Regions from separate parts of the Mus musculus genome. Here regions 2 and 3 are each linked to region 1. The links are chromatin loops, found by intact Hi-C in ENCODE. Cell type or tissue: left cerebral cortex. All regions are shown on one strand. Region 1 overlaps Lrrc49 (leucine rich repeat containing 49). Region 2 overlaps Thsd4 (thrombospondin, type I, domain containing 4). Region 3 overlaps Lrrc49 (leucine rich repeat containing 49).

What was found. Hi-C counts contacts between places; a loop is a spot of excess contacts. Peaks named below come from ENCODE experiments on the same cell type or tissue, not always from the same donor. Only the 100,000 strongest peaks of a DNase experiment are listed, where the experiment ranks them.
Region 2: it touches region 1 in a loop (4-fold over the local background); 15 of 42 quality-filtered maps call a loop at or near these places.
Region 3: it touches region 1 in a loop (2.8-fold over the local background); 5 of 42 quality-filtered maps call a loop at or near these places.

What each region holds. Positions count from the first base shown.
Region 1 is chr9:60,671,827-60,679,826 of GRCm38, reverse strand. Lrrc49 (leucine rich repeat containing 49) reads left to right here. Exons shown (of 17, transcript NM_145616.4): 6 at 2,544-2,747. Among named protein-coding and RNA genes, the nearest start is that of Lrrc49, 12 kb to the left of the region's middle. In left cerebral cortex, CTCF peaks have their summits at 3,233, 4,856 (motif pointing left) and 5,639; DNase peaks (open chromatin) are centred at 1,702, 3,199 and 7,053; H3K27ac peaks cover 2,350 bases.
Region 2 is chr9:60,241,525-60,249,524 of GRCm38, reverse strand. The region is part of intron 7 of Thsd4 (thrombospondin, type I, domain containing 4); the gene reads left to right. Among named protein-coding and RNA genes, the nearest start is that of 2010001M07Rik, 89 kb to the left of the region's middle. In left cerebral cortex, CTCF peaks have their summits at 4,419 (motif pointing left) and 5,836 (motif pointing left); a DNase peak (open chromatin) is centred at 4,407.
Region 3 is chr9:60,606,710-60,614,709 of GRCm38, reverse strand. It overlaps Lrrc49 (leucine rich repeat containing 49), which reads left to right. Exons shown (of 17, transcript NM_145616.4): 12 at 4,289-4,452. Among named protein-coding and RNA genes, the nearest start is that of 9230112J17Rik, 65 kb to the right of the region's middle. In left cerebral cortex, a CTCF peak has its summit at 3,154 (motif pointing left); a DNase peak (open chromatin) is centred at 1,343.

The DNA.
Region 1 (8,000 bases):
TGTCTCATAAAGGATAATTTTTTGTTCAAATATGTGTCTCAGGCACCTAGAACAGAGCCTAGAATAAAGTGGGCTCTTGATAAAATGACATATAAGGGGGTGGATATCTAAGGTTTGGTGACCTTCCTTATAACTAGGAGGAGATCTATAATGGTTCACTGGGTAGAGGATCAGACAGAACATCTCTGCTGTGCACAGTTGACCATAGCAGTGTACCCCTGACATGTGGGATCGGCCCTCCTGCATGTATCAGGGAAAGGCTCTGTTCTGTAGGCAGAGCTCTAGTTGAGAACAATATCTCTCATGACAGCTTCAGAAAGTAGGTGCGTTTTGAGATTCCCATTATGTTTTAATGTTTGAAGGATTATGAAGGAACTTCCCCTTCAGTCTTTAAAAACACAGGCAAGAAGAGTAACCCAGTCTTGTGTTGTTTGACATTAGAAACCATAAGCTGTCACGTGTGTAGTCAAGAAAGGTGGGTGAGCAATGAAGAACCACCATGGGAAACATTGCTTGACAGCCAGGAGGTAACAGTAGTGATTTCTGCATTAGTGTATGGATTTCTGGTCAGGGACTGAGTGTTCAAAAGAAGATTCTAGCCCTAAGAATAAATACTTGGCCCTTACTGATATGAAAGTAGACCTGGAATACAGGAAGGAAGCCCATTAGCTCTGAGAAGGAAGCAGAAGTCAATAAATCATGGTTCTGTGCAGGTGCCAGTAACGGGCAGTCTCAGAACCCAAGGCACTCATAGGTGTGGGAGGGCCGTCTTGGAGGCCGTTATGCCATTGCTTACTTTATTTCAAGGCATAGCAGTTTGTTAAAGGAGGGCAGGAAGTGCTTTTCCAGTGTGAGTGACGACTGACTCCAGGGTTGAGTTTCAACTTTCACTGCAAGAGACAGAAGGCCGAGCAGGGAAGGCACGATTCAGGCTTTGTTAAGAGCAAAGATGCACATTCCCACTAGCATGCTCGTAACCGCTTAAGTTACACTTTACACAACAAATGTCCTCTGTGAGAGGATGAAGCATGAGATGATTTCTGAATATGAGCCACACAAAGCTGCTATTATGGCACAATGGTTTTTACTTTTCTCTTATCCAATTTCTCCAAGGCCTCTCTCTCCACCTACCCCATCTCTCTCTGCAATAGGAGTTCATTCTGTGTCTATTGTTGGCTTAGAACTCAGTATGTACATTACAGTTGCCTCAAACTCAGATATGCACCTGCCTCTGCTGGGATTAAAAGCATGCACTGCTATGCACAGCTTTAAGGGTCTGTTTATAAAACATCATACCCATATGCCCATTAATATTCCCTTATTTGTTCCTGCTAACCATTTTTTATTGCAAAAAGAATTCTGATCACTTCCAAATTCTGCCTATGTTCATAACATTCTGATTTATTTACTTCAAAACTCCCACCCATGAGATTTTCACTGAAGTGGTGTTTGATGAGTCATGCTAATATTGTTGATGCATAGACCGAGCTATATTTTTCTTGAGGAGCCTTTGGATCTCTATGCAGAATCCTGTGGGACCATCTTATGGTCTGGCTAGAGCCTCCTTGGCCACATTATAATGGGTAGAGTTCTCTGTGGGCCGTGTACTTGTTTGCTTCACAGCAGAAGCAGGCCAGCTGTCTACATAGAAGAGGCTTGCTGTTAAATACAATCAGACACAGGCAGTATTATGTCTCCATCCCATGCGTAGAAGAATGATCGCTCTGCAGAGTTAAAGCTAGTGTTGGACAGTCCAACCCAGCATCTAGCTTTCTGCAGAGAGGGTTAATAGGGTTGCCTTGCAATGAAGGTGCTTCATGTGGCATATTTCATGAGTGTCCCCCATTGTACGTGACAGGATCTCTGTTTGCTCTCACAAACATTCTGTGAGTCAGTGATTCTAAAAGAAGCCCATCTGTAAGAGTCTTGCTCCCATGGCATCAGTGACTGAAAACAAGGCTTTTTTTTTTTTTTGGACAGGTTTGACCACCTAACCCTTTCCCATAGGAAACAATTACATTAGAAACCTGTTGGTGGTAATGCCATGTGAACTCATTAGCACTGGAGACTTGTTTTAAAGTGCACTGAGAATTTAGAGTGAACATTAGTAATCTCCCTTGTTAGCGCCCGTTTGCCTTTTTTTGTGTACACAATTCACCACTAAATTTAGGTCCCATCCCTGGGGTGGGGCAGGAAGTGGTCCAGATTACCTTTTTATTCTTAATTTATTGATTTTTATGTGTACACATGTGTGCCTGAGTGTACGTCTGTACCACAGTGCAGTCCTGAGCCTGTGAAGGCCAGCAAAGGATGCTGAGATGCCCTGAGTTGCAGTCACAGGCAGCTGCGAGCTGAGTTGTGAGGTATAGGGAACTGAACCTGGGTCCTCTGTAAGAGCAGTAAGTGCTCTTTACTACTGAGCCATCTCTGCACCCTAGCTCCCTTTCCCTTCTCCAAGCCTGGATGCACTTACTACTTAACAGTAGCTGATGGAGGAAAAAGGATGTGGACTCAGAATCTTACCAACCTTGCATTTTTTCCAGACAAAAGTTGACTGTGTGCCCTATCATCGACGGGGAAGAGCACCTTCGTTTGTTGAACTTTCAGCACAATTTTATAACTCGGATCCAAAATATTTCTAATCTACAGAGGCTAATATTCTTGGACTTATATGATAACCAGATTGAAGAAATTAGTGGACTTTCTACTCTGAAATCCCTTCGTGTCCTCCTGTTAGGGAAAAACAGGTATTTGTAAAACAGTTTCTCTGTATATGTGGGTATATACCTGTGTTGTGTGTGTTGGGGGTTATGTGTATGTAGGGTGTGTGTATATGTGCACTGTACATGTATATGCATGTGTTCATGTATATGTGCTTGTGTGTGTGTGTGAATATATGCATATATGTGCACATGTCTATGCTGGTGTTCACAGTGCATATAGAGGCTGGAGGAAACTTGGTGTCTTGCTCTGTCACTCTCTGCAATTTTCTCTTGAAGCAAGTCTCTCACTGATTTATATCTTGCATTTTGGGTATGGGGGGGCACTAGACTGGCCAGTGTGTGAGCGCCCAGGATATTCCCTTTTCTACTTCTGCCGTGCTGGGATTTTTTTGGTGGACACTGTTGCACCCTGCTTTTGATGTGGGTGTTGGTGATGGAGATCCAGTTCCGTGTGCCTGTGTAGGCAGCACTCCTAGCTGCTAAGCTATGGAGCAGTTCTTGCCTGTAGCCTCATAGAATCCATCTAGTGTTCAGATGGTAAGGCACAGCAGAGTGACACCGTAGGCATTAGTAGAGGAAAGCTTGGTTGAAGTCAGTGGTAGCACTGGCCTAGCATGCATGAGAGCCTGGGGTTGAGTTCTAACACTGACATCCCTTCATGATCTGTTCTGTGGGGCTCAGTCTGGCAGGTCTGCTGGCACTGCTCTAGTGCCATGTCTTAACTAAAAGGGAGTGGGGGTTGCCAGCTTTGACTGATGACTTCCTGGGGTATATTTTAAGCATGTGTGCTCACTTGAGGCTTGTATGATTCCCTTGCCATTCTTGCTAGTGTTTTCCTGAGGGAGGCAGTCATTCCTTTGTGATTGTCAGATCAACCCTTGACTCTTTGTCAGAGTCTGTCACTCTCTGTGACACTGTATGCTTTTATTTAATGACTTGTTTATGTTTCTGATTATATGGGCATGTGTGTATGTTTTCTTAAGTGTATGTCTCTGTACGCCCTGGTGCCTGGTACCTGTGGAGGCCAGAAGAAGGCATTAGACCCCCTGGAGCTGGAATCACAGGCCGTTGAGAGTTGCCTGATGTGGTATTGGGAACCAAACTCAGGTCCCCTGCAAAAGCAGCAGGTGCTCTTAGAGTGGAGTCACCCTTCCGACGCTCAGAGAGTTTTAGTGTCCCAGCTTGTCTGTGTACTGCCACTGTCCTGGATCCTCATCTAGAGCTTTACCAGACAGGAGCTGCTACGCAAGTCCTGACTCATGGCCTTAAGGGTACTCAAGACTTTCCAGTCCCTTTTCCCAAATAGCTTTTCAGTACCTCAGAAGAAGGATCAGCAAAGAATAATAGTGAGAGCCTTGTCTTTTGCCCTTTGCAAGGTTCGTGACTGACACTCTGATGAGCAGAGCAGTTCATAAGAGAAGATCCTAACACATTTGTTCAAGTTTATGTGACTTAGTGCTCTTCAGATAAGAAGGCCTAAAGAAGCAGGTTAAAGTTCATTGGTCATATTAGGTTTGATGGGTAGCGGGCAACTGTCGAAGGATGTGATTGGACAGAGGACTGAGGTCCATGTGGGGACCTGGACAACTCTGCAAGGCTCGTTTGTACATGCTTATCCTGTATTTGTTTGTTCCTGTTGTTCTCTGTTTATAGGCAGGACTCATCTGAACAGAGGGTCTTATGATGTACTTTCAGAGGACTTAGGTCAGAGAGTCTCTTTATCTATCACCTTAGGGTACAATGGTAGGAAGAGGAGTATGACCTTCCTGCCTCTACAGTTTGCTGACTTTACTTTACTTTAATTTTTAGTTCAAATTATAGAATATTTGAAGTGCTGTGTTCAGAGATATTGTGTTCTTAGCTCTGTATCCCCAAGGTCATGTCCCAGAATTTTAGGACTGCATTTTTCCTGATGTTTCTCTGAAGTTTCTACCAGTATAGTTTATTAGTTCAAATGCTGTGTTAATTCCACTAAAAAAATAACTTAGAGAGTTTGAGGGGCTAGAGAGACAGCTCAGTGATTAAACTCAGAGCTTAAACTGTCCTGGCAGAAAAGCCAAGTTCATGTCCCAGTACCCACATCAGGCCTGCTCTCAACCAGCTCTAGCCCTAGGGGATCTGATGCCCTCTTCTGGCCTCTGTGAGCACTGTACACACTTGCCCTTCACACACATAAGCACATAATTAAACATACAGAGAAAAGAAGTCACATAGTTGGAGAGAATTTGGGAAATTAATAAACCATGGACTATCAACATTTGAAGTGACATTAGAAATAAAACCCTTCATTTTAGAGATGTGGAAATAGAACAGACAAATGGCTCTGCCATGGTCAGCTGTGTATAAATGCAGTCACACAGCAGGAGTTTGTTTCCAGGCAGCTCCCTGAGCAACACGAGGAGGGAGGCCACCGGCTTCTGGCCTAAGGCCCGCCTTTCCAGGCGCTCCACGCTGGTTCTCTCAGACAGGACTCCTTTCTGGTTCTGAGTTATTAGTGTCCAGCTCATACTTATTCTTCAGTATCACTGCCCAAAGGTCTCCCTTTTCATCCTTAGATCAAGATATTTTTTAGAGACATCTGTGATCCTACCTCTTATTTTAAACACTATCTGGGTGCTGGGTCTGGGTCACACTCAGTGAGAATCATCTCACTATTCTTTCCACCTGTTGCCACTTCTCAGTTTCTCAGAAACAATTTGTTCATCTTGACCCAAAAGACAGCATTGTTTTGGCCTTATTGAAGTTCTTGGGGTTTCTTAGACTGAGAAACCTAGTGCCCTCTGCTGTATTCTTATTTTGCTGCAATAGGAACAATCTAATGGAGACTCCTCTTTCTTCTCTTCCTCCTCCTTGGTCTTTTTGCTTGCTTGTTCTGAAAAGCTATACTTTGCTTTTCACAGAAGGAGGCACTGTTAAACAGTTGTTGAACTGCTAGGACATGGGATTTAAAGTGAAATGTTGTCACAGGAAAACTAGCTACATTCTCCAAGATCAGGTGTTCCTCAAGTATCCACAGCAGATACCTCTGATTCCAAAATCAGCTGCCAGTGCTTCTGGCTGGAACATCTGACAGAAGTCCTAAGGAGGGCTGGAGAGATGGCTCAGTGGTTAAAAGCACTGGCTGCTCTTCCAGAGGTTCTGAGTTCAATTCCCAGCAACCACATAGTGGCTCACAACCATCTGCAATGGGATCAGATGCCCTCTTCTGGTGTGTCTGAAGAGAGTGACAGCGTACTCACATACATAAAATAAATAAATCTTAAAAAAAAAAGAAAGAAAGTGCTTTCCTCCCTCCCCTTCCCCTTCTCCCTCTCCCTCCTTTCCCCTCCCTCCCTCTTCAAAAAGAAAAAAAAAAAAAAAGAAGTCCTAAGGAGTGCTCTGGTACACTCTGGTGAGCTCTGGAGAGCAGAAGGGACCTGACTGAGCATCTCCAGCTGTGTCTTGTGGATGGCTTTCTGTCCCCCGTTAGTCAGAACAGATTTCTCCAGCTTCTTTTGAAAATCCCCCAGGCAGTGGAACCAGTGCTGATAAGCTTCTAGGTTCAGATGGCCAGGGGAGCTTCTTCAGTGCTGTTGCCTTTGTGTCCTTTCGACCTTGGTCTCAGGTTTGATGTCATTTACATGATTTCCCAAGAACCTCCAGCCCCACTTTGCTCTGTTTAAGAGCACATGGGTCCCATTGAGACCCCAGATCAGAGAGCTCTGATAACTGGGCCTCTATATCAGAGTGTTCTGGGTGAAGACAAATTTTCTTATCCCTGGAGATAAGTTTCGAAATGTTAAATGCATAATACTGGGGTTGGAGAGATGGCTCAGATGCTCGCCAACAAGCATGAGGACATGAGGTCTCCACTTAAAAATGCCCGGCATGATTATATGCACTTGTAACCCCAGTGATAGGGAGTGGAGACAGGCAGATTATTGAGGCTTGCTGGCCAGGTGGTATACTCAAAATGGTGACCTTCAGGTTTGGAGAAACATCCTGTCTCAAAAAGAAAAAACCAAACAACAACAACCAAGAGAGAAGTGAATAGAGCCAGATATCCTCACATCAACCTCAGACACAATATGGACCTCCATACACACAAGTGAGTGTCTACACACACACACCACATACACATACATATGCACATACATATATGCATACGCATACATCACAGTGCTCACACATATGCACATACATATGCCTCCTCAACACCCCCCACCCCGCGCTCGAGCATGCGTGTGTGCACACACACACACACACACACACACACACACACCCTATTTCTGGATAGGTAGCTTAACCAGTGTTTGCATAACTCAGTATGAGAACCAGCTGGAGGACAAAACTAGTTCAAAGGAGCGTAGGAGGAGCTGAGCACTGATGTTTTAGCAAGCTCTCCAGCTAAGTCTGATTCACATAAGAGTTTGACCCACTGTTTTAGGCCAGATGACAGAATGGGATCAGTGAATTCTCTAGCAACCATGAGGTCAGATTGCTGTTGGAAAGCAAGACTCTGCCTAAGCCATATGGCTGGGCTCCTGTAACTTCCTCCAAGTGGTCTAGGAATATCAGGAGCAAAACAAACAAACAAACAAACAAACCCCAAACCAAAATAAAGTGAAAAGAGAAATCATCTGTTAACCAGACATTTAGATGTTAGCTAGGATGGTTTGAAGTACCCGGCCTTAGGAAAAGGCTTTTGAGTTCACAAGGACACACATGGTTTGATGAATAGTATGGCATACCCTGCTCTCAGTGAAGGTCATGAGTCCACAAGGATGCACATGGTTCGAGTGAAGTGAACTAGGAGTACTGGTAGATTAAATTGATTTCCAGGAAAAGAATAGGCTCTGAGGTTTTAGGAGAGACAAATAAGGGGGTTGTGGGGAGTGTGCTATGTCTGAAGGGGGAAAAGAGCTAAAGCCGTGCTGCAGTGGTGCTGGGTGGGAGAGGGAGACTATTCTTATCAGTAAGTTAGACTGAGTTGGGTGGTGATGGAGTTCTTGTTCTGGCAATGATGTCAGCTGAGGTCTGAAAGTGTTAGACATTCACGAGGTTTAAGTGTGCACTGTGGCTTGCCTTCTGGAAGCACTGCCGAGGTAGACATTGCTCTTTGAGACAATAAATAATGACAAGAGGAATAGGTAATGATAGACAAGACACTTGGTGGTAAAGGTGAGGTTTTATGTCATTCCTCTCTCCCTACTGAGTAGTTATGGTGTGAATCTGTAGCACCCATAGGAACCGTGAAAATAAGAGGTACTTTTCATGCTAAGAGTGTGCTTGTGGGCA
Region 2 (8,000 bases), 430 kb after region 1:
GTAGAGGAGCCGAGCTCTCAGGACTCCAGCAAAAGAACGTTGCCTATGGCAAGCTGCCTTAAACATGTTTAAAGCTGAAACTGATCAGAAACCTGATGTAGTTCCCTAGTTATATATCTCTTTTCTATTAGGTATTCTTTCTCTCATTTTAACCACTTGGACAACTACCTAACATATTAAAATCTGTCTTGATTTCTTGATTAATATATGCTTGATTTTACTTATACATACACAGAAAGAGAGACATTACTGGGGTCTCTTGGGTCTTCTTGAAGGAAAGAATTCAGTCGAGAGGCATAGGCAGTCAAAGCAGAAGTTAGTTCATGTAGCAAAGCACACACTCTAAAGAGAATCTGGGAAACAACCCAGTAGATTCTGTGTCGTGAATGCTAAAGAATTTTTAATGAATATTTATGTGTCAGATTGCATATTCATGGTATAAGGTAACCCTTTGCCCTCTTAAATCATAGCAGTTAGGTTTTAGGGAGCTAAATCTCCTCATGATCGTGTAGAAAAACCGCTAAAGGTAAAGGAGGTGCTAGGATCACGGTGCACATGATATTAAGTTGAAGTCCAGCTCTTTTGAGGATACAGAGCCTTCCTCAGTACATGTGTATGGGAAAATGCCCTGATGGCTTAGCCATTGGTACTACAGGGGCAATGAGCCTTGGGCTTAAATGCTTTTCAGACTTTTGACCAAGAGGCCTGGGTACTGAGTGAGACACAGCTGCAGTCTTTCTTCCTCAGTCACCTCCTATGTAACTCTTGCCTACTCGGTACCACATATTCTTAGTTATCCTCAATACTGCACATAATTATCCATTCAACAGCTAACAGATTCCTGCCACACGCTGGGGCTGGACACTGGCCCTAAAGCAATGGAAAAGATCAACAGGGCTGCTACCACGCTGAGCTTGAAACCTAGCAGAAAAAGTAGTAAAAAGCCAGTTGAGTGGCAAAAGGATTACAAAGTTGGATACGTTCTTGGCAGTTACCAGGGTCCTGAAAGCACGAACAATTGTGGAAAGTCACATTAAGTGGTGTGTCACAGGGAGGTGTCTAAGGAGGACGGGTCCAGGTAACGAGTGGAGACAGTGCTGTTAACCTCCGCTGTGGGATGGGGAGACCTGGCTCCCATGAGGTGCTCAGGGGCTGGCAGATGTAGAGGTACCTGGTTTGTGCTTGCCCTGCTCTCTGCCCACAGTTAATCTGGTCTCTTGATGGGGCCATCCTTAGCTAAAGAAGCGTCTCCGTCTTCCTGGACATGTGCTGGCTTTAGCAATGGAAACCTCCACTAAGCCATTGTCTAGACCCCGGCAGACTCCCCTGGAAACAGGATGACAGAATGAGTCCAGAATAGAATTTGAGGTCATCCAGGGTATCCAATAGCAAAACAGGTCTGTGGGTAAGACTGGGGACAGGATGTCCAGAGCTTCCAGTGTGATCCTGTTGTCTCCTCCTGGGGGAGGGGGGGGGGGAGAGAGAGAGAGAGAGAGAGAGAGAGAGAGAGAGAGAGAGAGAGAGAGAGAGAGAGATTGATTGATTGATTGATTTTGATTGATTGATTCAGGGCCCTTTCCATAGGATTCTGAAGAGATGAGGTGCTCTTTCTGAATTGGCCTGATAAAGTCTCAGAAGCAACATAAGAGTGTGTGCATATATGGGACTGGAGGGATGGCTCAGCAGTTAAGAACTCATGCCTGCCTGCCTGCCTGCCTGCCTGCCTGCCTGCCTGCCTGCCTGCCTGCCTTCCTTCCTTCCAGAGTTCTGTACCCAGTGTACATGTTATATGAACCATCACTGCCTATAGCTCCATCTCTAGGATCTAAGCCCTCCTTCTAGTCTCTGTACACACTCACACTCATGACACATGAATGTACATAACACACACACACACACAAAATCTTTTTAAAAAGGATATGTACATGTACATTTGCAATTTCAATGGCTGGCACATTGCTCCTGAGAGTGATTGACAGGGCTTCTACTCCCACCACCAACGAATGAGGCCATTTTTCATATCTCATTAGATTTTTGCCAGTCTGATGAATGAGAAATGGTGCCTCAGGTCAACCTTGTTTCTGTCTCACCTTGACTGGGATAGTGACTCTTCACACCTTCAGGACCACTCGGAGCCTGAACTCACGTGGAGTGTGAGGCATAAGGAGCAGTTGCTGATTGGCAGGTCTCCTTAAATGTGTGCCCCAGACTCCTGACCTGCCTTGGTCCAGCCGTCATGGACCCTCCTGATGAGGCACAACCATTTACATTCCTCTACATGATCTGTCTTCTTGCAGCCTCTGCACATTCACCTATCAGCTGTTGGTCATTTTCTTCAGCAGTAGAATGTTTCATATGACAGACATTTTTAAAATGTGATTTGCAAGAATGTTTTTAGAGGGCGGGGCCAGGTAGCCTTTTGAGCTGGGCCTTCACTGGTGGGGGTTTCTTTGGTGCAGAAGTTTAAAATGTTGTGAGTGGTGCATTGATCAGGGTTTTTTTTTATGATTAAGAATTTTATATCATAGGGCTTTTACACTGTGATGTTATACAGAATTCTCAAGCTGGGTATGGTTATGTGACCTTCTAATTCTAGCACTTAGGAGGCTGAGGCAGGAGGATCAGGGGGTTGAAGCCAGCAGAGATATGTAGTGAATACCTCCCTCCTGTGTTTCTAATAGTAACACATGGTTCTATGCATTTATGCTCTTATATTTTATATTAATCCACTTGGAATTTGTCCTACGTGTCTTGTGAGGTGTAGATTTTAGTTACTGTTTTGCGTGTGGTGCCTCAGTTACATTTTTTCTGTTGTTGATGGTCTTTGGGACTTTGTTACTGTAGGTGCATAGTAGGACCTTCTGTGCTACTCTGTAGAGTATTTCCTTATTCACATTCCCATCTATATGTTTTGAAAGACAAGTAAAACACACAGGCATTTTAGGGTCAGGAAAGACAGCCTGTTCTTCCCTGTTAGCAAGTATGCTCTCACAGACTTCTAGTGCAATCTCTCTTCTCTCTGTCTCTTGTCTCTGTGTCTCTGTCTCTCTGTCTCTCTGTCTCTTGTCTCTGTGTTTCTGTCTCTGTCTTTACATCTTTGTCTTTCTGTCTCTCTGTGTGTTTGCCTGGATCTGTTTCTCCCTCCCCTCCCTCCCCTCCCTCATTCCCTCCTTCTCTCTCTCTAACCGAGGCTGGTGCCAAATTTGAACTGCTCCTGCCTCAGCCTCCCGACTGCCTAGAATACAGGTAGGTATACCAGCCTGGCTATAAACTTTTTAATTTATGTTGTATTTTTACTTGATTTTGAAAAATGAATTTCCCAAGGCTTTTAGGGTAGCAATTTTCCAGATGGCAAAATGAGATAGGCTAGATCAAAGGTCAGTGGACAGTTGCAGCTAAGCATACATAAATAATCCTGTGTCTACCTGGTTTTAGAACAAGCTAGATTGTGGTGGGGGAAACCACTGCGCCTTTGGACAACATGGATCTCAGAGTCATTTACTGTCTTTCAGGAAGCAGGTAGTGTCTATCTTCTTATGTCGTATTTTATCTCATATGGGTTGTATTGTTTTTATTTTATGTGTATGGGTGTTTTGCCTACATATACATCTGTACCATGTACATACCTGTACCATGTACATGCCTGATACCTTGGGAACCAGAAGGGAGTCTTGGATCCCTGGGACTCCTTGTGAGGTGCTCTGTGGCTGCTGGGAACGAAACCTGGGCCCTCTGGAAGAATGATAGAAACTCATAACTGCTGAGTCCCCTCTGCAGCCCCAGGATCATAGCAGTTTGTCTGCAGTATCTATCTGTCTTCTGAAGAATCAGAAATCGCTTTCTCCCCTCTACTTTCCTCCTACTTCCTGGGGAGATGTGTGTCAGACTAGCTGGCCAGTGAGTCACATGGATCCAACCAATGTTTCCACCTTACCAGAACTGGAATTACATGCACGTGCCATCATACCTGGCTTTTTGGAAAAGCCTGGTTTCTGAAGGCCAGACTTGGGTCCCCATGCTTGCAAAGCGAGGACTTTACCACCTGAGCTCAGTCCCCAGCCTAAAGCATACCCACCCTCTAGTGCTCCCGGTCAGTTTCTAGAAAGTTCACGTGTGTATGATGTGAACTTTCAAATGCAATATAAAATATCACACAGTGTCTGCTGGGTTAGTGGTACTTGTTTGTGAGGAAATGCTTTATAAAAATAGACATTTGGTCCCCACCCCCGCCCCAGACTGCACCTGGGATCCTGTAATGTTTCAGCAGTGGCCTGAGTCTTAATGTGCGTTTCAGTCTTTGTAGATAGATCATGTCACACGTCAGCTGAGACTTTGGGAGCTTAAAGGCAGGACATGTTTTACAGGGTTCACGCATGATGTTTTCTAGAATTGGTTGGCAGCGACATCTAGTGGTCAGAGGCAAAAGTGCACATCCTTTAGAGCTGCCCAGAAGGAAACTATCATAAAGTACTGTTTTCATTGAGAGATGGCAATAGACTAAATAGAGCAAATGAAATAAATGGAACTAGATTTCTGTGGTTAAGAACTGGGTGAACTTCTAACTAGAAGAGAAAATTCTCCTTATGACAACACCAACTATGCTGAGCCGGGGGATGGTGGTAATGATGGCTGCAGTTGTAGTGACAGAAGGCAAGTGATGGTGTAAGAATGTGTCTAGGTTCATCTGTGGGGTTAGCAATAACTGGTGGCTAGGCATGGATGTTTTCCTGGGTACCATGACTAGATTCTGGGATCAGAGAGCCTCAGGAACCACCTTATGACATACAGAGAAATACAGGATGTGTGAGTCTCGGACAAAGGGAGCCAGTTGCTGCTACGGTCCTAGAGTAGGGAAGGCTGCTGGCTGGCTGCAGAGGAGGAGAGGCAGAGCAGGGGTTGGGGGAGTTGGCCTTGAACAGCCTAGGGGAGAGTGGACCACTTGTCCTGAACAGACACAATTGACATTCAGTAGGGATAATTCACACTGCCCTGCCCAGGTTTAACTGCTCTGAGCCTCATTTCTCACTCACGTAAAGTGGGGTTGGTAACGTAGCAGCCCTGCAAGGTTGTGAAGATTAAACCAGAAGCTGCACATAGATCCTTGTCTCATCTGGCCTTGTTACTCTCTGAAGGACGGAGTTGAGAAGAAGACGAAGAACGGGACCCAGGGAGCAGCTCCCTCTAACTGTGTTATCTTCCACACAGGCAGAAACTTTCCGGGAGCTTTGCAGGGAGGCTGGCTGGCACGGCTACTCTGCGTCTCTGGCTCCAGCCCCATTAGTCTCCCACGATCCCTTCAGATCTTTCACACACCTGAGCACCCTGAGAAGCCGTGATCAGGTTGAAGGCAGAACATTGATCTTAAGAACGTAAGAACTGTTGTTAGAATTGATCATTCTGCGGAGATTGTTAATACGCAGAGATCATTGATACACAGAGAATACAGGGGTGGAGGCAGAGAGGCCGATATTTACCCAGCCTGGGCCAACTGTCCCTACACACGTTCTTTAGGTTTGAAGTCTTTCAAAGTACAAAGTTGGACAGGGGAAAGTGGAAGGTTTGCCATTTTCCTTCCTGCCTAAAGTGTGTCTTTAGTGGAGGGAGGTTGGGCTGGAGCCCTGAAGCCTGTCCTGTGTTCTTCCCCTTTCTTGTCTGACTTCTCTGGGTTTCCTAAGTACTGTTCAGAACCAGAACATGATGAGCTGTCCAAGCTCTTGACCCAGCTTGCCCTCCAGCTCCCAAGCAGGAAAACAGAACGAAACAACAGTGCTGTAAAGCAAAACACCTAGCTCACGCCCCAGTATGGTCACTGTTGGGCCCCCTGCTGGCAGTTTTCAGAACTGCGCCAGCCTGACTTTTGTTTGTTGTTTGTTTGGTTTTTTTTGTTTGTTTGTTTTCATTTTAAAGGGTCATTAATAAGCTGTGCTCTTCTTTGGGAAAGCATTTTTGAAATGTATGTTCAAAGCCATCCTCTGCCCCATTCCCTCTAAGGAAGCAGGCGCCACTTAACCAGCGCGCTGTGTTGGGTTCAAGCAAAATGGGGTTGCAACATGTTTCAAAGGTGTGCAACAGATGTTCTCTGAGGGCTTGCTTATTTGTTTATTTGGAAGAAAGAAGGTCTGAGGCAAAAGCTGGAAGGAAAGATAGGAACACCCTGTCAACTTAAAACCTGACAATCCCATAATCACCTAAGCTCAAAGCTTTTATCTCCAGCCGATACAGAAAGAAAGAAAAGAAAAAACACTAAGAGGTCTGGGGATGCAGCTCACTTATAGAATGCTTGCCCGGAATCAGGAGGCATTCCCAGAACTGCATGGTACTGGGCATAGCAGCAGACACCTGTAAACCCAGCACTACAAGGTGGAGCCAGTCGGATCTGGAATTCAAAGATGTCCTCAGCTACATGAGTTCAAGGCCAACCTGGGCTACATGAATAAGACCCTGTCTCAAAAAAAAAAAAAAAGGTCCTAAGAAATAGAGGGAATGCCCTCTCCAGTGTGGGATGTCTTCGCTTTCCAAAGCAGCGTTAGTACCCTGTAAGTGCATGGTGAGTAGCCAGGCAGGGCAGAGTGGTGGCACCAATGGGTCAGGGCTGTGGGTGGCTGACTGACAAGCTAGATAGGCTGGTGCACAGGTGGGGATGTTTAAATTAAACACAAGCTTGGACAGGATCACCCCTATGTTATGGATTTGGCCTAATGCTGCTTGTGTTGTATAATTTGGTCCCCAAAATTGCCTGGGACTCTTAAAGACCCACCTCTGTCTTCACGTAGAAGTTAGGCCCAGCCATTGAGCTATTTAAGGCATATTAGAATATAAAGGCTGCTTGTATGCATGGGTGTCTTTCATTCAGGAACCCAGAACATTGGGGTGGGTATCTAGGAGTGCCACCACCACCACCACAGGGGTCGATTTGAGTAGGGTTAATTGGGATCTGCAACACCCCAATATCCCTCTGCTTCTAAGATCCTGTAAGTACGAAGTTCTGAAGAATTCAAAGGAAAACTTGAAAATCCAGAACGGGACCATAGCAAAAGAATCCATGTGTCCTCTGCAATGGGACTTCTCACCTGGGCTCCAAACTCTACAATACACTTCTGCACACTGGCTCGGAGCGCCTCCTCGGCCTCTGCCACCAAAGCCTAGTTCCTTATATTTACTTCTCACCTTGAACCTGCTCTTCAGTTTCTGATCTTGACAAGAGGCCTCCTTCCCCTTCCTATTTCTTCTGGAGACAAGCTCTCACTAGGTAGCCCAGGCTGGCCTTGAACTCCTGATCCTCTAGCTTCTACTTCTGGAGTGTCAGGTAATAGGTGTGCACCACCGTGCCTCCTTATACCTGCCATTCGCTATTGCTCTTTTAAATTCACATGTCTGCTTCCCCGTGGATGCCCAGAAACACGTTAGCCCTAGAAGCAAGCTTGTCCTATTCATCTTTGATCCTCCACTGTCCCCACAGTGAGTCAGCACACAGTCTTTACACAGAAGACAGGTTTGACTGACACAAGGCTGCCTTGGGAAGCAGCAGGACTTACCTAGCTAGCCTCATACAACCTGTTCATTTCTTACCAGGTGTACCCGGATATCCCTACAACCATCCAGCACAGGTGTGTCACCTCTATGTGTGTCCAGAGACCACATTTTGATGCCATCAACTCCATTGGCAGGTGGTTTTCTGTGGTTTTAGATGATCCTCCTGGTCAGTCCTAAATAGCAGGTGCAAGTGAACAACGGGGTACCCAAGTCTATAGGTACATTGTCTTGGCTGAAGGCGCTTGCAGGATAACATAGGAGTCAAAGCTTACCCCTGAGGGGCCTGGACTCCCAGTATTTTCTTTGTACATCAAAGCATTAACGACGGGATATATTTTCCCTTGCTTCATAACATGCCCACACCTTACCCTCATAGCAACAGCATGCAGAATAGCTCCACCCAGCTGTCCAATGGGAACCTGAAGCCTTGGGGTAGTCAACACTGAGCTTACTCCTTTCATTACCCA
Region 3 (8,000 bases), 65 kb after region 1:
TTCTTTGATACAGAAATGGGGAGAATCTTGAAGAATTCAGAAATGAAAATTTATTTATTTTAAAGTATTTCTAGGTGATCAAGCATACCTGATATCAACTTCCCTGAGTAGTGATTTCTCTTAAAATACTTGATGTTACCATCACAGAGTTTGATAAAGCCAGGTTAGAATGGTTAGCTTTTAGCAGTGTCACACAGGGTAGTGGGAGCTGTTGTCCTGAGCAGTACTCCTTGTCTTATGTAGCTGCTTTTCTCTTTAAAGTGACATGAAAAACTCAGTGACCAGGAAGGGCACAGTTATGTGTATGAACTCTACTTAGTTCCCCACGGTGGCTGTGTTATGTGGTAGGGATCCAGGCTCCACAAGGACATGCTGTAGACTGTTCTATGCTATGAAAATGATTCCTGAATTCACATCCAAACCTGTCCCCAACACCTTGCATTTCAAGACAACATATTTGAAAGTAAAAAATAACTTGAGTTAATGCCAACTGCACATGATTCTCTTCCTCTCTGTTCCTGTTGACCCCAGGTCCTCCCTAGCTCTTTGTGGTTCTCCCTGATTCCATTGCCCATGTGCCTAAACCCTTTCTTGACACAGATGCCTCTTCACTCATTGCCTAAGAGGATTTTAATTTTCTTATGTTGGACTACTCCTAAGAGTTTATCAAAAGTACATTTTTAATATTTTGTTTATAAAAATATAGCTGCAGTAGTAGTTTTGAAGAGTAGGATTTGCCCTTGCCAGGCCACACTGTGGGCAAGCCTTCCCAAATTGCTCATGGCGGGGACACAGCCTTCTGCGTCACACTGTTGCTGCTGTCCAGCTCCTGTGTAAGTGAGTGAGTTAGTGATAACCTGAGACACGTGTGTACATTCATAGAGTAAAGATGAGGCCTGCTGAACCCTCCTGTGCGATTGACCCAGAGCATGGCAAGGAAGAATGAGCGTCGTAGTCTTGTTGATGATTTAGCTAGGCATCTGCCAACCTGCCCATGTGAACAGAACATACATGGGGGCCAGGCACAGGATCAACTTGACTTTCTGTGCAACTGAAACTTTATCTCAGTATTACCACCCCCATCCTCTAATTCAGCTGCTTCTTACCATTATATGTACCATGGGTTTTAGTGAACATTTAAAAGAGTGTTTGGAAAGTTTAGTGACAACTTTAGAGAATAGCAGTTTGTTTGAAGTCCTGGAGCTCCAATTGATTATGAACTTTAGCTTTTTGTTTTGATAAGAGAAGTGTTGGCATCAGCAGGCCCAGATTTAGCCATTGCTGAGAGCTGAAGCCACATCAGAACAGAGCTTCAGCACATCTCAGGCTGCATCCCTGTAGATGCAAGTACTGATCCTGGAGATGTTGGAAGCTGTGTGGGAGGGACCATGACGCACAAAGCCTGTGTCTGCAGCCACATCCTCATGTCTTCCCGTCTCACCTGCCACCTTTGAGGTGATCACTGTGACATACACTGATAAGGTTCTGCCTGGACAGTGACAAGTAGACTCAACTGGAAGAACATGAACTTCACTCCCCAGATATTTTCCACTTCTACATATACTTGGCAATTGGCAGCCACCTAAGCAATGATAGGCATGAATACAGCTGACCTGTCAAAGCATTCATGATCTCTGAGAACAGAGCACACTTGGGTACCCTTTAGTCTTGCAGAGGCATAATCCAGATCCTTTCTTCTTGCTCCACAGGCATCTTGAGCCCCCAGATGGCTCTGCCCAACCAGGGATGCCCACCTGATTGCAGGATAAACTCCTGACTTACTGTACCCTTTTCCTTCTCAAGACCCCAACAAAATTACCTGCTCACTTAGTCAGCCTAGTGCCAGACTGCTTTCAATAACCTATGGAAAGGAAGCCCCACTTGGTGTGGGCACGAGAATGTGTTTGTATGTTCAGAGACCACCTTGTTATATATTTGTAAACATATACAATGGTGGAAACATGTTCTATGACTTTTTCTAAACACTGCTATCTCTCTCATTGTGATCTTTTTCCTGCCAGCTAGGAAGCCAAATGTGTACAGCATGTGCTCTTACCACTAGGTAGAAATAATTGCATTGTTTAGATTGGGAGTTGGGTTGGCATAGCCATCAGTAAATAACTGAAATAGAATTTCATATGGTAAGGTTTTTTTTTTAAATTCTAGATTTTTGTAATAGTGTTGTATTGTAGTATAGCAGGATTTCAATTGCTCTGTGCAAGAACATTATGTACAAAATGCAAGTCATTTCAGAAACACATGCACAGTATTTACAGTGCTCTTAACTGCATAGACACTTGAAATAAAAAACTGCAGAACAAAGAACTCAGGCTCAAAACATTTCTAAACTTAGAAATTGAATTTCGAAAAGGTTAGTTCCATTAAACAAGCCATCACTTGTGGTTTCCATCCAGTGTCACACACATTTGCCAAACTCTTCGGTAAACAAATGCAGAAGTACAGCGGGAAGCGCTTGCTTTCCTTTATACAGGTGCAGGAGGATGGGAGGAAAGTTCCCCTCTCCCTTCCCCTTTCCTTTTCCAGAGCAGACTCCTGGAGAGCTGTTAGTGGCTCACTTTGTAGATGTCTTTTAAGGGCAGATTTTGAATGAAAGAGAAAAAAGGTTCTATTTTCAGCATTCTGAAATAACTAAGATGACATTTTTAAATATTAACTTTTGAGACCAGTAAGACTGCTAAGTAAATACAAGCTTTTGCTACCAATCCTGACAACCTGAGTTCAGGCCCAAGAACTCACATGCTAGAAAGTAAGAACTGGCCTTGTGCAAGTTGTCCTCTGACCTCCACACATGTGACTTACGATTCACCGCATACACACACATACACACGTACATACACATGTACACACACTCATATATATATATGAGTGTGTGTGTGTGTGTGTATATATATATATACACACACACAAACTCACACCACACATACACACACGCACACACATATGCATGCACACCACATATATACACACTACAAAATGTAAGGAAAATAAGGGCTTCAGAGATGGCTCATCAGTTAATAATACTAGCTACTCCTACAAAGGACACTGGTTCAGTTCCCAGCATCCACATGGCAGTTCACGCCTGTAACACTACTTCCTGGGGATCTGACACCCTCTTCTGGGCTCCATGGACACTGCATCCATGCAGTGCAGACATACATGCAGGCAAGACATTCATACACATAAAATAGATAAATCTTTTAAAAATAAAATAAAACTAAAGTATTACCCTTTACTAATGGTGATAGTACCATAATAGGCCTCCCTCACCCTGTCACTATAAGCTGGATGGATATAGACTAGAGACATGTTAATGGAGCATAGCTTCTTCTGCTTCAGTCTCCTTTTCTCAGCAGGGTTTCTATGAAACAGTTGAGTTTCAAGACCACAGGTCAGTGGATCTCAGTGTGTGAGCCATGCTGGAGCCCATTAGAGGGGCAGACTCCCGAGCCCTCCAAGCACTGCTCCAAGTACCGGGTTCAGCGTCTGTAAAACCCTCCAGGTTAGCTGAGGCACCCTAGCTTGTGAACCACCGCCTAAAGCATCCATTGCTTTAATTAACTCTTCCTTCTTGCTCTTCTAGAATGATAATAGTTGTCAAGAAAATTATTTTACTCCACAACTTCTTCTAGTAGCCTAGATGATATTGTTTGCACCCTGAAATGTCATGATTTATACCGTGAGGGCTGGAGAGATGGCTCAGCAGCTAGAGGCACTTGCTGCTCCTGCAGGGGACCTGAGTGTAGTCCCTAGCAACCATGTTTCATGGTGCAGTCACTTGTAGCGCCAGTCCTGGAATCTGATGCTCTCTTCTGGCCTCCCTGGGCACCCACACATACATTCATGTAAATAAAAATACTTTTAAAAATTTCAAATATTTGTATAAATATTTTCAAAACCAAGTTATACCGTGAACTATGAAAAACTGATCAGTCCCTACCCTTCCTCCCCCAATTATTGAGTAAAAAATGAAAGTATTTTTTTCTTGCTTTGTTTAAAGGCATATGACTTTCCCAAGTCAGAGTTTTAGTTAGTGAAATAAATATATAGCTCACTATTCAGAACAAGAAGTGTTCATCGTATAGGTAACTTTCCATGCGGGCTGGCATTGTTATTAAGAAATGTGATCACGAGGTGAGCACAGCGCATGGGCTTGCTTCAGAAGCTGTGTTGGTTGTTTGCCTGACAGGAATTCCCTCTCAGAAAGTAACAGAAGCTTTTCTCTGCTAAGTATGCACCCTATAACCATCGTTCCATTAACTTCCTGTAGGAGAAGAAAAGGTTAACCATTAACAATGTCGCTCGAAAGTGGGACTTGCAGCAGCGAGTAGCCAACATTGCCAGCACTCAGGACAGAAAGGACTCGGAGTCTCCGCCTCAGGAATCCTGTCAGCTCGACGGAGGCAACATCTCTGCCTTTCCAGAGGAAGCAGGGTACGCGATGGTACACTCTCACTACTAGCATTTCCAGAATTGACTTTAACATGGAGATGGGAGACCGTTTCACACATAATTGATTTTGAGGAATAATTTTTTAAAGAAAGTCAAAGTTGAAATTAAGAAGAGAAATTTTGAAAATATCTATCTGGCTGTAACATTTCCCTAATGAAAAAGCCCTCCCGTGGTTTGTTATTGTTTTGTAAGGGGTAAGTTTAGAGGTCTAAATATAGCCTGTGAGCCTCTGTTGACACACATGGGTTCTAGATGCCCTGGCCCAAGTGAGAGCCCCCATCCTTTGTGCACCTCCCTCCTCAGCCTTTTCCATCTTAGGCTTTTGGGTGAGCTTGCTGCTTGACGCATCTGCTATCCTGTGCCCGGAGTAGCAGCTTCTACATGCACCTGACAGCCAGACCTGGTGCCAAAGTCCCAACTATTTGGGAAGCTGGTGCCAGAGGATGGCAAGTTCAAAACCATCCTGAGCTACAGAGTAATGTCATGGCTATTCCCACAACTTAATGAGTCTTCATCTCAGAATTAAAGAAAAAGAAAGTGACAAGAGACTGGGGCGTAGGTCTCTGGAAAAGTACCTGCCAGGCATATAGAAGGCAGCTCCAGCCGAGCCCTGAAAATGCTAGCTAATAGCTGCCTTAGCCCCAAGGATGCTTCAAGGCAAGCTTAACAAGGGCAGGCCTTGGAGGGTCAGATTCAGACACGGGAACACACTGCCACAGTGTTGGGGACTGCGTCCCTGTGTGTCAGCTTTAGGAGCAGCAGCAAGCCAGGGCTGGCAGAATATGAACAGGGGAGTGAGGATGCCAGCCCGTCCCGCTGAAGTTCAGCAGAGCATTCATTGTTCTCCCATGGTCATGGTCCTCTTTAGACGTCAGCACTCGGAGAACAAGGCTGTGACTGGTCTTCCCAGGGTGCGTGTTGAGAAGACTGGGTCCACAATCCAGCTCCTCTTCCCCCGTTCCTCCCTCTGTAGGGCTCTAGTTAGAGTCTGGGACCTATGCTGCTGCACTGAAAGATCAGTGACGTTTACGTCTGTCCTGCAGGCATAAAGCTTGACAGCAGATAGCATCGAAACCTTGAAAACTGTTCAGCGAAGCTCACGGGTCTGGGGTACATAGGTCTTTTGACTTCAGAGTTAAGCTATGTACTGTGACAGCCTTCTGCTCTCCATGTCACTCAGGTGTTTTTCCACTTCCTGAAGTCTGCTGTCTCCGTGACTAATCCAGGCGTGCCATGTCCTTGGCACTTTACTGTTCTATCGAGTCCTTAGTAGACTGCCCTTTCCCTGATACTTTGTTCTGTACTTGGATCTCTTCTTTTCTCACACTTCCTTCTGTCCCTGCAGCCTCTCAGGTGGAAGGACGCCCTCAGCTCTAGCACTGGGGTTTTCTTCTCCTTCTCCTCCACCATCCAACCCAGGAAACTTGTGCAAGTTGGTGACTTTAAATGCCATTTATAGACAAGGTCACCAAAATGTATATCTTTTCCTTTATGGCTTGCCCATTTAGATGTTGCATAAGAAAGATATTAGGAAAAAATTAACTCTCATTATAAAGGTTTAAAGTTTGGTCTTCATCAGTCTTTGTTACATCAGTTTGTTACAAACATGGTTTGCATGTTTGGGATAAGGGCTAGTTTTTTTATTCCCTTCTATGGGAACAACCACTTTATTATTAAATTTAAAATACTCTTTCCTTTTCCCATTGGGATCTATCTGGATGTTTTGTTTGTTTTTAACCATGGGAGGAGGTGAGAATTTCTTTCTTCCAAACTCAGTACTGTGGATTGACCCAAGGCATCACTACTCTCACTGAGAGCTCTTCCACAGAGCTCAGTCCCAAGTCTGGTCCTCAGCACTTGAGTCACTCCCCTGCATCATCTCACTCCTGTCTCCATCCTGTTCATCCCTCGGAGGGCTCTCTCAGCAGGGGGGCTGCCATCTTTACCTTATTCCCACTGCAGTCAAGGCTGCCATCTGCTCCTCCTTCAGCACTGGACAGTCTTCACTTTCCAGCTTCCTAAAGCTGCTGGGCTCCCTGCTGCCAACCATCCTTCCGTCTTGAGCTTGTGTGGTGTTATACCCTTTCAGTCGCTTTATGTTCCCAAATGGCACCTTGGAGGGAAGAGATTTGGACATGTGTGCTCATTCCAATCTGGTATTTTGCCTGAGAATACAGGGTAAATCATTTAAATGTTAGAGATTGTATCCCCACATTCTTTACAAATCTTTAAAATAAACTAACACTTTCCTGTGGTGAGTGATGTAAGCCATTTTTCCTAAAGGTGGAAAGCTAATATAGAGAGCCACGGTCTTTTCTTCAGTGTTTCAATGTGTGTTTAAATATTACAAGTGGTTTCTCTCTTAAACCATCATTGAAAGTCCTTAGGATTTCATAGTGCTAAAAGGAAGGAAGGTCATTCTTGTGTTCCAGTGTCTATGGCCTTTGACCTGTGGGCATATAACTAAATGCCTAGGAACAAGTGTGCATGAAAACATTATGGGTATATAAAGGAAAGGATTTCTTTAGCAAGTTGCTATGTCCCATTAATGATTTTACCACTCTCTGAACTTGTGACAGCTCAATAGTAAACCACACTGCACAGGTCTTTTGCCGAGCAGAAATGGCAAAGCACTAAGTGTAATGCTTCCTCTGCTTCCATTGGATGCGTGTGTGAAGCTGGTTTACTTTTGGTCATTTCCTGTCTATGAACACTAGCATTTTAGCCAACGCTGCTATAATAAAATCTAAGGCATAAAACGAATTTCCACATTCATGAATGTTGTAATAGAAAATTCATAAACTGAGTTATTGTAGGGATCAGCACCACTTACTCTGTGGGAAAAGAATCTTCGGAAAAACTTGAAGTGTCCCTGTTCTTGCCTGGTATAAGAAGGCTAGAGACACAAAAATGAATGCAGGCCTCTGGAATAGCGCCTTTCTGGTCATGGTGTTCACTGGGGTGTGGTCTGCAGCTGCCTGGCTCGTAAGAATTTGATACTTTACTGCATCGAGTTAACTCTCCATCTTTTCGTAGGTTCCTCCAGTAATTGGAGAGACTCAGGAGGTTTCCTGGTTGTCATCAAGAGAGCTGTTTGAGGATAGTTGGACTTGGAATTAACCACCAACGAGCTTGAGGATAATCTCCACTGGCTGTCTATTGCCTGCCATCCCTGACCTTTGAGTTGGAAACATAGTAGTGAGGTGGAATCAAGTTTGATTCCACAGAAGCAGCCCTGCCTTTCTCAGGGCGTAGCTCAGGCTGAGTGGGGATAGGAGTCTGGCTGGGCCCAGTACCCAGTCACCTAGTAGAAGCTGAACTCATACCTAATTCTTCCTTCCCTGACATTTTATGGTCAATTAACCAATAAGTCCTCCTTTTACCTTCTCTTAAATACCTGGTAATATGTTGTCATTCATTGATAATGATCTCTAAATGCACTGAGATAAATACAGGCACAGTTTTATGCCTTCATTATTTCTAATCTTCACAAACCTCTGAAAACAGTTTAATGGGATCACCATTTACAG